2 separate regions of the Homo sapiens genome follow, and region 2 is linked to region 1. The links are chromatin loops, found by intact Hi-C in ENCODE. Cell type or tissue: PC-3. All regions are shown on one strand.

Region 1 (8,000 bases):
AACAGTGTGGTGTGGTACACTTGAATGGAAGAGGGTGTGCCACAGGTAGGCAGGGTGGGTAGGGAATAACAGTGACAGAAGTTTCTATGCTGCTTACGCTTTGACACACACCATTCTAAGAACTTCATGTATATTAACTCACTTAATCCTCACAGCGACCCTACGGAGTAGAAGCTGTTACTGCCCCTTTTACAGGTGAGAAAAGTGATACCTAGAGAAGTGAAGTAACCTGCCCTGCTTCACACAGCTGAAAAGCAGAAGAGCTGGAAGGCAGGCCCAGGTATTGGCACCACGAGTCACGCTGTCACCCGCTACCCCACACACTGCCTCACAGAGCAGGTGAGGTTGGAGTGCAGGAATGGGCCAGCCTCATAAAGAGCTGGGGAAGAATATTCTAGACAAAACAGAAAGCGAGGAAATCATTGCAGTCCTTTAGGCAAGAGATGAGGGAGACAAGGACCAGACGGCAGCAATGGACACGGTGATAAGTGGAAGGTTTCAGATCTGTTTTCGCTCTGTGGTGGCATTTCTTATTTAAATACCCACGTTTCCTGATAAGCTGGTAGCTCCACAAGGGCCAATGCCTCATCTATTCTGCTCATCTTATGTCCCCAGTGCCTGCTATAGCATTTAGTTCATAGATTTTTTTTTATAGAGATGGCGTCTTGCTACATTGGCCAGGTTGATGCTTGAACTCTTGGCCTCAAGCAATCTTCCTACCTTGGCCTCCCAAAGTGTTGGGATTACAGGCATGAGCCGCCCCCCTACACAACCTACAGATTTTTAAATAATTCGGTATAGAGTAAGTAATTAGATAAGTAAGTAATTAATGAGCATTAGGCCAGCCTGACGTTGGTTCGAATCCCAAATCCTTCACCTCCTTCACCTGTTTACTGTTCAACTCAGGCAAATTACTTAAGCTCTCTGATCCTCTTTTGATTGTATCTATGATGGGGATAATAAGGCAATCACAGGGTTGAGTGTGGAGAGGATTAAATGAGATAGCTTTTGTAAAGGGTTAATAGCAAGGCAGTCACAAGACAGATGCCTACAGAAATGTTGACATCCAACATTCTTTCCCTACTACATAGAAAACCAGAGTCATTTCAGTGACATGAATCGTTGTAGAATCGAGAGCTGAAAGGGAATCAAAGCCCCTATTACTCAGTATGGTCCAAGGACCAGCCCCATCATGTTAGAAATAAAGAAACTCAGAGGCCCGGTGCAGTGGCTCACACTTGTCATCCCAGCACTTCGGGAGGCCGAGGCAGGCAGATCACAGGAGGCCAGGAGTTCGAGACCAGCCTGGGCAACGTGGCAAAACCCCATCTCTACTAAAAATACAAAAATTAACTGGGTGTGGTGGTGTGTGCCTGTAATCCCAGCTACTCAGGAGGCTGAGGCAGGAGAATCACTTGAATCTGGGAGGTGGAGGTGGAGGTTACAGTGAGCCAAGATAGTGACACTGCTCTCCAGCCTGGGCAACAGAGCAACACCCTGTCTTGAAGGGAAAAAAATAAATTAAAAAAAAGAAATAAAGAAAGTCAAGCTCCACCCCAGACCACTAAAGCAGAACTTCTGGGGGAAAGGCCTGGTTATCTGTATATGTAGTCAGCACCACCACCTTTCCCAAGGGATTTTTTTTTTTTTTTGAGATGGAGTCTCCCTCTGTCACCCAGGCTGCAGTGCAGTGGCACGATCTTGGCTCACTGCAACCTCAGCCTCCAGGGTTCAAGCCATTCTCCTGCTTCAGCCTCCCAAGTAGCTGGTACTACAGGCATGCACTACCACACCCAGCTAATTTTTGTATTTTTAGTAGAGACAGGGTTTCACCATGTTGGCCAGGCTGGTCTCCAACTCCTGTCCTCATGATCCACCCACCTTGGCCTCCCAAAGTGCTGGGATTACAGGCGTGAGCCATTGTGTCCGCCCTCCCCCAGGGGATTCTTATCAAGGAGAAAGTTGGAGTAGGTTGAGCCTGCTGCAGTCGAGGGTCTCGTGTCCTTCGTACTGTCCTGAACACTCACTTGAACCCCAACCCTCTCCCCGCCTGGGGCTTGGTGCCTGGGCCTCCACACTTTGCTGCCAATCCATCTGCTGTTCTTCAGACACCTGCCACTCCAAGCTGGGCTTCCAGTGAATTGAAAGCTGCCCCATCAGACGCCCACGCTGGACTAATCGGCTGGGGCTAGGAGGTTCCAGTAGCATCACGCACAAGGGGAACCTGAGCCTGGTTGGCTTGGCCACCAGCATCACAGCATCCTGGGAGAGGTGCCTTTGGTCCTTGGCAATCCTCCTGGACCACCTGCTGCACCTGAAAAACACAGCAGAACAGGATTCTGACTGTGGAAGGCATCCCCCTGTCTGAATTATCCACCCCATAAGCAAGCCCTAGAGACAGAAGAACAAGAGGACACATTCTTCCAAGCCTCTGAAACATTATCCAGACCTGTCCGTGCCGATTCATCAACTCTGAGCTCAAGGAATCATAAAAGTTTGTTTTTTCATATCTAAGAGATGATCCAACCTTCTGGAAACTAAACTTTCTTCTCTTAGTTCATGCAGAAGTCATTTTAGTGAGCCACAGGATCTGCTTTTCATTCTTGATGACTATACCCATATGGGATTGTTGGGAGAGCCAATAAAGAACGTTTTTAAAAACCTCTCTGTAACAACTTCGCTTTGCACCTCAATACACCTGCTTCGAAAGGTCATTTAGAGACCATTTGTATTGGGATGACAAATGAAGTGATTGTACTAAAATGTAACTTTCATAATGGCAACAATCCTGTGTGCTACAACCGCCCCTCCTGGCACAAAGTGGGCCTTCAGTATAGATTTCTTAATAAATGCCATGAAGTATAGAAGTGCAAGCGGACTTTACAAAGATGCTCATTACAAAGATCATAATTGGTGGCCACGTTTCAGTTCGTTTTTGTCGAAAGCTGTTTACCTTTAAGCCTATGCTATGCTCAGGCTGACTTGTGTGCTCTGTTACATCAAACTACCGAAAAGCCATTTCCCAGACCAAGTTCAAACTTACTGCCATCTACTGGCTAACACTTAAAATTAGCCTTACCGGCATATGTTTAAATTTTAACTACCTGCGTAAAACGGAAAACATTTGCAGAAAATTGTGGAAACATAATCTACCGTAAAGACTTGAGGCCAGGCGGAGTGGCTCACGCCTGTAATCCCAGCATTTTGGGAGGCCGAGGCGGGCGGATCACCTGAGGTCAGGAGTTCAAGACCAGCACGGCCAACATGGTGAAACCTCGTCTCTATTTAAAAAAAAAAAAAAATTACCTGGGAGTGGTGGTGCATGCCTGTAATCTCAGCTACTCAGGAGGCTGAGGCAGGAGAATCACTTGAACTTGGGAGGCAGAGGTTGCAGTGAGCTGAGATCGCACCACTGCACTCCAGTCTAGACAACAGAGTGAGACTTCATGTCAAAAAAGAAAAAAAAAAGACTTGACAGTAGTATTCCATTTTCAAAAGAATGAACGGAAACTACTGTTTTTGCATTAATAGTGTTTTAAAAGGTTACATTTGATGTATATATATATATAATTTAACCTCTAAAATATATATGTCCCCCCAGAGCATTCCTGCAAAAAAAAAAAAAAAAAAAAAAAAAAAAAAAAGCTTAGTTTATAAACTAGAGCTCAATGAAATTTCTAACCAGTAAATTCTGTGACAGCCTCCTTTGATAGATGTGCTGTTTCTGCTGGGTTTGATGCTACTCCTTCATAGACTGTGAGTCTGGGAAGAAGCAAACTGAGGTTGAAAGATGGAGAAGGTCTCCTGAAGATGGTCAGGCCTGGAATGTGGAGATTCAGAAAATCCTGGCACTCAAGAGCATACTGCCCACTCAAAAGCATACGCCAGAAGTCCCCCTACCCCACTCCCCACCAAAAAAACTGGTGTGTATGTGTGTGTATGTGTGTGTGCGCGTGCACACACACGCATGCTTCCTGTGCTTTTTAAATATCTGCAACTGACATGTGGGGAACTTGCAAAGGAGAACAACAGCTGCCTTCACACTGCCCCCTACCCCACACTGCGTATTTAAAGGAAAGTCTGGCCCAACTTTCCTCTGAGTGCAGCAGAAGGAAAACACACACAGACCGCAGCAGAGAAAACCACACAGACATATAAGCAAACAGACAGCTTCAATTTCAAAGATTCTTGCAAGACCCAGTGTGGCTCAGGAATGGCCATCAAGAAGCTGATGGTTCTGGAATGGGCCCTGATGTTTATACACTCAACGCCTGGCTGCTGGTTTTTTTAGACTGACCGGAGTGGCCACTGCCTCACAGAATCACTAAAAGCTCACTCTGCCAGGGGCAGGCAGGCAGACTCTGTTGTAGTCCAGGAAGTGTCCTCTTTCCTTGAAAGTAGATTTAAACTTTCTGAGAATTAATGTTTGTCCCTAGGAACAGGTCTGTGTGCATATGTGTGCATGTACGTATGTGTGTATGTATGTGTGTTTAATGGTTGCCCCTTGGACAACTTCTCACCAGTAGGGAAGACAAACCCCTCATCCCCTCAACCCAACTGACCTGCTGGGAAGTCCCCATGGAACTTATTTATTCTATAAATTCATCCAGTAAATATATTTGGGGCCTTTACAGACACTATTCTTAGCTCTGGGAATACAGTGGTGGAGACAGATGTTTCCATCCTCCTGGGTCTTGCCGTCTGGTGGGTGAGAAAGACAATAAACAAGGACACGAATGCAGGAGCTGCAAGCGCTACATGGAAAATAAAGCAGGGAATGAGAGAAGAGTGAATGAGCTAGGGCGCTGGAGGAGAGAGAATTCTTAGGCTGGCCGTCTTTGAGAGGTGACACCTGAGTGAAGTGAGGAAGTCCACCATGAGGAGATCTGGGAAGAGCAATTCAAGCAAAAGGAAAAGTGGGCATGAAGGCTTGGGGGTGAGGGCCCCTTGGCATTTTCGAGGAACCAGAGAAAAGTGCTTCTTCATATGTGATCTCAATGTATCTTTGCAAAGATCCTAAGAAGTACTGCTATGATCCTCATGTTAAAGATGAAGAAATGAGGCTCAGAGAGGTTAGGTAACCTGTCCAAGGTCATCCAGCTGGCAAATGGCAGAACCAGCAAAGATCCCAGGCAGTGTGGCTGTGGAGTCCAGGCTGTTAAAGAATTTGCCTGGATATAGTAAGAAACCAGCGTTACCTATTACCTGCAAGAGTTGGGTGGGAGGGACTGAGTAGGAGGTGGAGGGTGGATCCCAGGACCAAACCAGTCTTTGTGGATGAAGGGTGGAGTTTCCTTCCAACTGTGTGGCTTATAGAAAATAATCTTTCAGAAGAGCATGTGCTATCTGATGAGAAAGGAAAATGACGGCCTACAGTGTGTCTACACGGGTCCCCAGTGAAGTGTGTGTGTGTTTCCTTGGATGATGGAGACAGTCATATTGAGTACATCACTTTAAATTCCTCCCCACTGAAGACACATGTGCGCTCATTATCCAGCCCCTCTGTAGAGTTTTGCAGCCCACAGGGCATCCCCTCCCCATATCCCTGCCTCCCTCGAGCTGGTGACAACGTGGCAGCATAGGTCAAGGAGGCTGTTTCTAGAGATTCTAGAGAGTGAAGAGATGTCATTCTGACATCTTTTGCAAAATGGAAAATGTGAGGGAGTTAGCCCCCGATGAATCCCTCAGCCAATGGAGGACAAATCTAGTGAGTAAATGCCACCCCCTTTCATTCCTCCAGGAGGCAATTCTAGCTGCATACACATGTCTCCCAAGGTGGTCCCCTGTGGAGTCAAACTCAGTGGCCCACAGTAGTGATCAGCTGGATAATGCACCTTTATGTGGCCTCTCTCTCTCCTTTTTTTTTTTTTAACACTATTCCCAGTCTCCCACTACTGTTTCTTGGGAGCATGCCCAAAATAAACTGCCTGCTAGCTGTTGTCTCAGGCTCTGCTTTTTGAGGGAAGCAAGGCTAAGACCATTGGGACCAGAAGGGTTCTAAAAAGCAGATTCTGTCCAGGCGTGGTAGCTCATGCCTGTAATCCCAGCACTTTGGGAGGCCAAGGTGGGTGGATCACCTGAGGTCAGGGGTTCGAGACCAGCCTGGCCAACATGGTAAAACCCCATCTCTACGAAAAATACAAAAATTAGCTGGGCGCAGTGGTGTGTGCCTATAATCCCAGCTACTCGGGAGGCTGAGGCAGGAGAATCGCTTGAACCCAGGAAGCAGAGGTTGTGGTGAGCCGAGATTGCTCCATTGCACTCCAGCCTGGGCGACAAGAGCAAAACTCCGTCCCCCCCAAAAAATAAAAAAAAAAAATTAAAATAAAAATAAAAGGCAGATGCTGTGGATGAGATTATGGAACCTCGGTGACAGGTTGATTTCCCCAGATTTCCTTTACCCTGGAAGAGGTTGCGATTTGCTTTTCTGGAATTGACGTCTATATCAGATATAAGTTTGCTTTCACTGCCAACAGTATCCTTGCTGGCACCACCACCCAGGACATGGGAACCTGCCTATGATTGCTTCAGATCAAGAGATCTATTTGTGGCCAAGAGGCATGGCAGTGGGTACCCAAACATGGGATCCACTGGCCCTACCATAAACCTGCATCACCTGGAAGCAGCTGCTGTAATAGAATGATGGCACGGACTGGTAGTGGTTGAGCTAAAATGACAGTTTAAGCACCCGCCCTATGGGGCTGGGGAGCTGTCCTTCAGGATGTGGCATGAGCTCTGAGTCAAAGACCACAACATGCAACTGTATTCCCAAGAGCTAGAATACTCAGGTCCAGGATCCAAAGGATGGAAGTAGGATTTTCCCCTCTCCCCATCACTCCCAGACACCTAATTGCAGAATTTTGATTTCTGTTTCCCAAACTTGAAGCTTTGCCCAGTGCCTTAAAAGGCTCAGTTAGAGACTAGGGAATCAAGAGAACCCACCATTTAAATCCTTTTGGAAATATGACAGATCCAGGGCTGGCAAAATAGGAGAGAAATAAGAAAGAGAAAAAGAGAGAGAGTGAATGAGATGGATGTTTCTTCTGGAGGTGTCTGTGAGGGTGGTGGGTACTGGCCATACAGGTGGAAATCAGCATCCAGAGACCCAGAAGAAGTGGCCACAGCCATGCACAAGGGTCACACACACACACTAACCTCAAAGCCCAGGGCAAAGCTGAAGCATATAGGAGCTGCTTGAGAAGGAACCTTGAACATGAAGATGCCGGTCTAACACAAATCAGCAGGGGAAGGGTGCCCAGGGCCCAGCCCTCCTGCCCCCTAGTTTTTAGGTAGCCATCCAGGTGAGGCCACTAAGGTTTGACTGAAGGCAGGTATCTCCAAGGTACGGGGCATCCAACAGGAGTCCTTGACCATAACTGACAGGTCCTCTAGCAAGAGACTGTGACAGGGTGGGATCGCAGGGTGGTCAGCCTAGATCTCCCTTTCACACAAGGCTACAATGTAGGCCTTTGATACTACACCCAAATAAGGATATAAGCCATCATTGTTTTTAAACTGGGTGTGATGAAAGTGTTGATTTGTAAAAAGTAAACATTTAAAATATACATAGTTTTTGAGAACCCTGTTTTGGCATTCCTTCACTTAAAAAAAATAGATTTATTGAGGAATCATTCACAATTGAGGTATCATTTAGGTACAATTAAATTGTTTTAGGTGCATAATTCTATGCATTTGACAAACACATATAGTTGTATAACCATGGCCATATTGAAGATATAGAGTATTTCCCTCACTGCAAAAAGTTCCCTGGAGCCTCTTTATACTAAATCCTCTCTTCTCCACTGTCCCTGAAAACCATTGCTCTGATGTCTGTCCCTCAACTTTTGCCTTTCCTGGGTCATATGATGGACTCAGAGTTCATGGCCTTTTGTGTGTGGCTTCTTTCACTTAGCACAGTGCACTTGAGATAAGTGTGACTATTGCATGTCTCAGTAGTTTATTCTTCTAACTGTTGAGTTGCACTACATTGTAGATGCATT
Region 2 (8,000 bases), 110 kb before region 1:
ACCTATGGAAATAAAATTTAAAAAAAAGAAATATACACAATGCATTGTTACTTGCTATAGTCACCTTACTATGCAATAGAAATCCAGAACTCTTTCTTACTATGTATCTTTCCCCATCTCTTGACCCCCTCCCCGCCTTGGCCTCTGGTAACCACTATTCTACTCTCTAATTCTGCGAGGTCAACTTTCTTTAGATTCCACCTTTGCATGAAATCATGTGGTATTTGTCTTTCTGCGCCTGGCTTATTCCCCTTAACATTATGTCCTCCAGGTACATCCATGTTGCCACAAGTGACAGGATTTCATTCTTTTTTATAGCTGAAGAATATTCCCTTGTGTGTATATATACCAAATTTTTTATTCATTCATCTACTGACAGACAATTAGGTTGATTCCATTTCTTGGCTGTTGTGAATAGTCATGCAGTAAACACGGCAGTGCAGATATCTGAAAGAGAACATTGTAAGCTCTCTGGCAGTACAGAACCAGGCGCGGGAAGGAGGTTGGAAGGGATTCTGAGTGTCAGTCTACCATATTCACCATAGATGATTGTATTAGTCTGCAAGGGCTGCCATAACAAAGTATCACAGCCTGGGTGGCTTCAGCAATGGAAATTTATTTCTCATAGTTCTGGAGGCTAGAAGTCTAAGACCGTGATGCTATCAGGATTAGTTTCTCCTCAATCCTCTCTCCTTGCCTACAGACAGCTGCCTTCTTAATGTATCCTCACGTGACCTTTTACCTGTGGGCATGAGCACTCCAGGTATCTCTTCTTATAAGGACACCATTCCTATTGGATTAGGGTCCCACTTTTATGAACTCATTTAACTTTAATTACTTCTTTAAAGGCCCTGTTTCCCAATAGTCATATTGGGGGTTGGGGCTTCAATGTATGAATCTTTGGAGGAGAGAATTCAGTCCATAACAATGAGTAAGACAGACCTCTGCACTGGAAGAATTTGCCCCAGGAGAACAGGTTATAAAAACACATAGACACAGTTGCAGGTGCTAAATGTCACAAATGAAGTATCTAGACATTATGGTGAAAACAGCACAAGATGTAGGTGAACCTTTGGTGATGAGTTATATTTTTCTGTACAGAGCTTATAAGTAGAACTCCTTACCCTTATTAGTTCTTATTTTCCATTCTAGATGTAGGGTTCTAATGCAAACTCTAGTGTTTAATAGTGAGGAAAAGAGATGGTACAAGACGTACCTGTAGGTGGTTGCTGAAATTCTACACAAACTTCCACTCCTTTGACTTCAAGAGTAACCTAGTTGTGGAAGGAAGGCAAGAGAGCTTTTCTCACTAGCACCCTGTTTATTAATTGAAAAATACATAATAAAGGGTAACGGTATTGAACATTCAATGAGAAATACATGTATATCTCCTTTAGGCCTTATCTCAGAATTATCTAGACTTTACAGCTACTATGGTCTGATTATTTGTGTCTTGTTAAAATTCAAACATTGAAATCTAATCACCAAGATATTGGTATTAAAAGATGGGGCCTTTGGGAGATGATTAGGTTATGAGGGCTCTGCCTTCAAGAATGAGATTAATACTCTTATAAAAGAGGCCCCAGAGAGACACTGTCCTTTATATCATGTGAGGATGCAGCTGGAAGTTCCCATCTACGAATCAGAAAGTCGCCAGAAACCAAATCTGCTGGCACCTTGATCTTGGACTTCAGAGCCTCCAGAACCGTGAAAAATAAATTTCTGTTGTTTATAAATTATCCAGTCTAAGGTATTTTTGTTATAGCAGTTTTCACTGAGTAAGCCAACAGCTGAGGAAACTAAGTGACTTACCATGGATCACATGGAAGAAAATGGGAGAACTTGGATTTGAATCAGGGCCATCTATTTCCAATGACTCATTTCTTGTGCCAGAAATTCTTATCCTCTGTCCTTCTGACTTGTCCAGGATTCTAACTCTTAAAGATCATTGCAGGAAGCATCCCAATCCTGCAGTTAAAACCTTTGTACCAATAGCTGACTTTTTTTCCCTCTACTTTATTTCTACTTTTTAATCTTTTTGCTGTCCTTTGAATATTTACCTGTAAAATCATTTGGTGCTAATTTTATTTTTTACATCCTTTCATGCACTGGCTCTGCTTATTTTATTCAGTCTTCTTTTTTCCAATGTCTCTGTTTGTCTTATACTTAATAGGACTTTCTTTCCATGTAACCCTTGATGGCAACTTTGAACTTAGTGTTCTAGAGGAAAGAGATCTAATTAAGGCTATGTGCTTTAGACACTCAAATATTCACTTAACACATATTTTTTTGGATTAAATATGGATTAAATATGGATTAACACATATTTTTCACGTGCCATGCTCTGTCCTAGACACTGGGGATTCAGCAGCAAACAGGATGGCCAAAGAACCTGATCTTATTATGCTTATACCCCGTGGAGGAAATGGACTGTAAACACATAACTGAATTTTTTTTAAGGTGACCAGTTTAGATAACCATGGTTGTTTTGAAGAAAATGAAACCTGATGATGGAGTAAAGTCTGATATGTGGGTTGAGTGGTCAGGGGTTGTCTCTGAGGTGATGACATTCAACAAGGCTGGGCCAAGCTACATTAAATTATTTTCATCATCCAAATAGTACGTACATAAAGGTAGTTACTGCTTGTGTGAACAAATAAAAAACAAAGAAAACAAAGCCCCAGGTTCTAGTGATGAAAGGTTAAGTAGCTATGAGCAGACCGATGAATAAATGTGGACAAAACCAGACCTTTCTCATTTGGTACAATCTCCTGCTTTAGTAGGTTTTTTTCTCCTGTTTTCAGGGCACCGGGGATTTCTTTGCAAATCTCCCAGACAGATGAGTGTGAATCCTTAAAACTAAAAGTGATGGGTGGGCTGGGCGTGGTGGCTCACGCCTGTACTCCCAGCACTTTGGGAGGCCGAGGAGGGCGGATCAGAAGATCAGGAGGTCGAGACCATCCTGGCTAACACGGTGAAACCCTGTCTCTACTAAAAATACAAAAAATTAGCCGGGCGTGGTGGCAGGCCCCTGTAGTCCCAGCTACTCAGGAGGCTGAGGCAGGAGAATGGCGTGAACCCAGGAGGCGGAGCTTGCAGTGAGCAGAGATCACGCCACTGCACTCCAGCCTGGGAGACAGAGCGAGACTCCGTCTCAAAAAAAATAAATAAATAAAAGTGATGTGTGAATATTCCCTCCTAATAGTAATCAGTAGAGCTCAAGGCTTAGTGTTCTAGAGACCCTGCCATTATACTGAAATTTTAAAATTGTTATCGTAATGAGCATTTACATATATAATACATCTCATTATGCTGACAGTATGCTAGCTTCTGATTAAAAGTTGCAGCTAGATTGCTTCAGCCCTTTCTTTTACATGATATTTTCCCTTCAACTAATTTTTGATTATATGAGTTGTGCTATTTCATATCTAACTAAGCTATGTTCATTTATTAAGCCAGTAATCATCAAAATCTGTGGCTTAAATTTTCAATTGTAGTCTGTGTAGAAATAAATTGTTATTTGATGATAATACAGATTTTACTGGGTTCATGACTAGAAATCTAGATTATAAAAAATTCAGGCAGTCATATGATATTTACAAATAGCTATATGTTTGCCATTATGTGGCTAAAATACCCAGACAATTGACTGTTTGGTTTGGTTTTTTGGTTTTGGTTTTGTTTTTATTCAATTTTCCTCCAGATGATTCAGAGTAGATGCATCCAAGGAAATCTTTGAATTTTAAGTGCTCAATTTTCATGGCATATTACAAACTTCTACAATCAGCATGAGTCATCAGCTTTTCTCAGAAAGAATGGTTACTCTAAAGACTAGGATCTTGGTTTCTCAGTCAGTATTATTAGGAATTCTTTGATCTTAATCTTGCGTGTAACCTTTGCTCCTTAAAATGAGCTTCTGAATTTTAAACACAAAATGAAAATACTGAGGAAAACATTAAACAAATAGATGATTAAGACTTTAATGGCTTTATCATTCAGCTAAGTGTTTTCCTTCCTCATGAGGCCAAGCAAAACAAAAAACAGCTGAAAGGAAAAATCAAACACATCATCTAAGATTGTTTCCTGTGATCTCATGAAGATTGGGAAAGAACTGCTAAGTCTCCTGTTCTCTTCCGGAATGAATTTATTCTGACGAAATCATGCTAGTCAATATTCCCTAGGTTTGAAGTATATGGAATAAATGTCTTTCCGGAGCCACCAAAGGCTTCTGAGCTGATAGAATGGTGTCTTGTGATATGGCAGACAGAGACCTGGACTTGGATTAAGGGAATCAGGCTCTCATGTCAGCTCTGCTGCAAATTAGGGGTATAACCCTTTGGGTCTGTGTCTCATTTGAAAATATGATGTGGCTAGACAAGATGATCTTTCAAGATCTTCCATCAAAAATCTATGACGGGCTGGGCGCAGTGGCTCATGCCTGTAATCCCAGCACTTTGAGAGGATCACTGGAGCCCAGGAATTTGACACCAGCTTGGGCACAATGGCAAAACTACATCTCTACAAAAAATACAAAAAAAAAAAAAAATTAGCTGAGTGTGGTAGCACAGCTGTACCCCCAGCTACTCAGGAGGCTGAGGTGAGAGGATCACTTGAGCCCAGGAGGTCAAGGGCTGCAGTGAGCCATGATTCTGCCACTGTACTCCAGCTTGGGTGACAGAGCAAGACTCTATCTCAATAAAATAAACTCTATGATGCTGTAAAGCTAACAAGAAGTCCAGCAGCTCAACAATACCATATTGTAAGAAAGGAGATATTTGCTAATGTGATGGAAGAATCCATTATTAAAAAGCATCAGTTGACTTTTCTAGTATTCTTCTATCTATTAAGTGTCATAAATATGAGATAATTACAATATAAAAGATTAATGTGGGGCTGGGCACAGTGGTTCATGCCTGGAATCCCAGAACTTTGGGAGGCCGAGTCGGGTGGATCAGGAGGTCAAGAGTTTGAGACCAACCTGGCCAACATGGTGAAACCCTGTCTCTAAGAATACAAAAATTGGCTGTGCATGGCGGCACATGCCTGTAATCCCAGCTACTCAGGAGGCTGAGGCAGGAGAATTGCTTGAATCTGGGAGGCAGAGGTTGCAGTGAGCCGAGATCACACTTGTGCACTCTAGCCTGGGCGACAGAGCAAGACTCTGTCTCGGGAAGAAAAAAAAAAAAATTAATGCAAGTAATAATGAAATACCGATTAACCTAGGGACAGAAGGTAATGATTATACAGATGAAAATAACAAATTGATAGGCATTGGAGTAGTAACATCTCCTACTGCTCAGACGTAGTTCTGTTACCTTTATGGAGCAACAACAAAAAAACTACACTATGCTCTGCCTGTAGGTCTAAATAACAACATATCTCAAGAGACTTTCTTGGTCAGCTAAACATTTAGTCCTCCGATTTTCAGTTTCCTTATTAAAGCATTTGGATCTTGCGGATCTGACTAATCAGAATGATTTAGAATTTCTTGTTCTCGATTTCTTATCTATAAAATAAGGGGTTTCACCACAATAACGGTAAGATTCCCAAAATCTCTAAAATTCTGAGATTTTATATTTTTGAATGGTTTGAAAATCTGGACTCAAAATTAAATTCAACCAATCTAAGGAGTGTATGCTATCAGCTATGCAGAGCTGGAAAGAGAAATACCTTGCCAGTAAGCAAAATGGCTTCCTAAATGTGAAATTATTTCAGGGATCTAAAATAAGACACTTCCGAGTGTTATGTTTTCCCTTCCCTCCAGAAAAATCTCTCCTACTGCCTTACTTATAGAATTAGAGATTCATCTGTTTAACTTATCTTCTGATAAAATACAAATGCCTCTGGAAAGGTCACACATTTAACATTATCAGCCATTCTTTCCTTTGTTGAATGATTTTTTTTTTATTTGACCCTGTCTTCTTACAAAAAGGATTTGAAGCTGCTTATTAGGAATGAGTTAAGCAAATGCATTTCTGAGATCAGATGTGATGAAAGCCCACAGGAGCCAGGGAAGAATGTAGGAAGAAGGACGCCACCAGCGAGAAAAGCTCTATGTAAATTTCAAAGGGCTATAAAAGTATTAGAGATCATTACCAATAACAGGGCAAGACTGGATGCTTAAAGATAAACCTGGCCTATTTCCCAGTAACTTCAACAGGTCAGATTACTCTTCCTTCTTCTTATGGGGCTTAATGTTCCTTGTCTAATTCTTTGGACATCTTATTAAGCAGAAATCTATTCATAATTTGCTCTTTACCTTCCTCATGTTGTTTTCTTATTTCCTGAATGGAACAAAATTCTATTAGTCACAGTTCTGCCTCAAACCATATTTACACAGTCTCATGATCTTCCCCATTTCCTGGAAATGCAAAGATCCTTTCTCTGTCTTTGCATAAATAGGTATCTATTAAGCTCAGGAAGGAAAAAATGACTTTAATTTTAAATGGCTCCCTCAACACTGCCAGAGCTTATAGTAGCCCAATGGGGATAGTTCCAGAGTAATCAGCAAAGAAAAGTAAAAGTCTATTTTTCAAAGATAAAGTTTTAGCCACACATAAAAGCTGCCAGAAGTTTTTTAATGGGACTATAAAGATTACACATGGTTTAAGTCACAAGGACAACATAAACTTAAGAAAGAAAGGAAAAGGCAGTTTTGAACCAAGAGAATTGTTCTGAAAACATCCCACCTTACTGGAAGATGCCAGCCCAAGAAGAAAATCTACCATGGGGACAGAGAGCCAAGAGAGAGAAGCAGGCTTCTTGGTGTAGGAAGCTGGCCTTTTGGAGTAGCCTTTTTGGCCCTGCTAGTAGAACCTAATCTTTTATTTACTTATTTATTTATTTTAGACAGGGTCTCACTCTGTCACCCAGGCTGGAGGGCAGTGATGAGATCACAGCTCACTGTAGCCTCAATCTTCTGGGCTCAAGTGGTCCTCCCACCTCAGCTTCCCAAGTAGCTGAGAATATAGGCATGTGCCATCATGCCTAGCTAATTTCTAATGTTTTTGTAGATACAGAGTCTCACTATGTTGCCCAGGCTGGTCTCAAATTCCTGGGCTCAAGTGATTCTCCCACCTGGGCCTCCCAAACTGCTGGGATTATAAGCATGAGCCACCCACTCAGCCTATAACCTAATCTTGAACACATAATTAAACTATTCTATTAAGAAACTTTTAAACCACTACGTAACTACTGACCTGAATTAGCAGTCTTTAAAACAGGACTGTGGGATCAGGATTAGAAGTTCTATTTATATGCATTTATCTTAAAAAAATGAAATTAGCCTTCATTATTGTATTAGTCTGTTCTCATGCTGCTAATAAAGACATACCCAAGACTGGGTAATTTATAAAGAAAAGAGATTTAATGGACTCACAGTTCCACATGGCTGGGAGGCCTCACAATCATGGCAGAAGGTGAATGAGGAGCAAAGTCAAATCTTATATGGTAGCAGGCAAGAAAGAGTGTGTGCAGGGGAACTCCCCTTTATAAAACCATCAGATCTTGTGAGACTTATTCACTATCATGAGAACAGCATGGGAAAGACCCACCCCCATGATTCAGTTACCTCTCACCAGGTCCCTCCCACGACACATGGGAATTATGGGGGCTACAATTCAAGATAAGATTTGGGTGGGGACAATTGTTATTTACTAGAAGCATGGTCCACACTCAGTCACCTATTCTCTAGCCATGTTGCCCACTCAGCATGGGAGGTGTACTGGTGGAAGAATCCCATGAGGAGCTGACAGTGGTAGCCACATGTACTTCACTTTCAGCAGTTTGAGGCACGTGGGCTTCAGCCAGGGGAAGTAGATTTACAGAGGTATGCTCAAATTTCAGTTAAATCAACCTTCCCAAGTGGAACAACAACAAAAAAAAGATGTTGCAGAGAAATCATAGACCAACTCTATCACGTTAATAATGCAAGGATGCACACAAAATGGCAAATCTGTTATTTTGTGACTACCTAGTACAAGCCCTTTATCAGTCACATG

Evidence for each region. Peaks named below come from ENCODE experiments on the same cell type or tissue, not always from the same donor. Only the 100,000 strongest peaks of a DNase experiment are listed, where the experiment ranks them.
Region 2: a loop joins it to region 1, with 2.5 times the contacts of the local background. A loop is called at or near these places in 2 of 110 quality-filtered maps.

Annotation. Positions count from the first base shown.
Region 1 is chr4:26,454,431-26,462,430 of GRCh38, reverse strand. No RefSeq gene overlaps it. Among named protein-coding and RNA genes, the nearest start is that of CCKAR, 32 kb to the left of the region's middle. In PC-3, a CTCF peak has its summit at 3,067 (motif pointing left); a DNase peak (open chromatin) is centred at 3,040; H3K4me3 peaks cover 366 bases.
Region 2 is chr4:26,564,634-26,572,633 of GRCh38, reverse strand. No RefSeq gene overlaps it. Among named protein-coding and RNA genes, the nearest start is that of TBC1D19, 15 kb to the left of the region's middle. RefSeq lists an enhancer at 3,294-4,493. In PC-3, no CTCF peak of the experiment used is centred here; a DNase peak (open chromatin) is centred at 3,883; H3K27ac peaks cover 4,250 bases.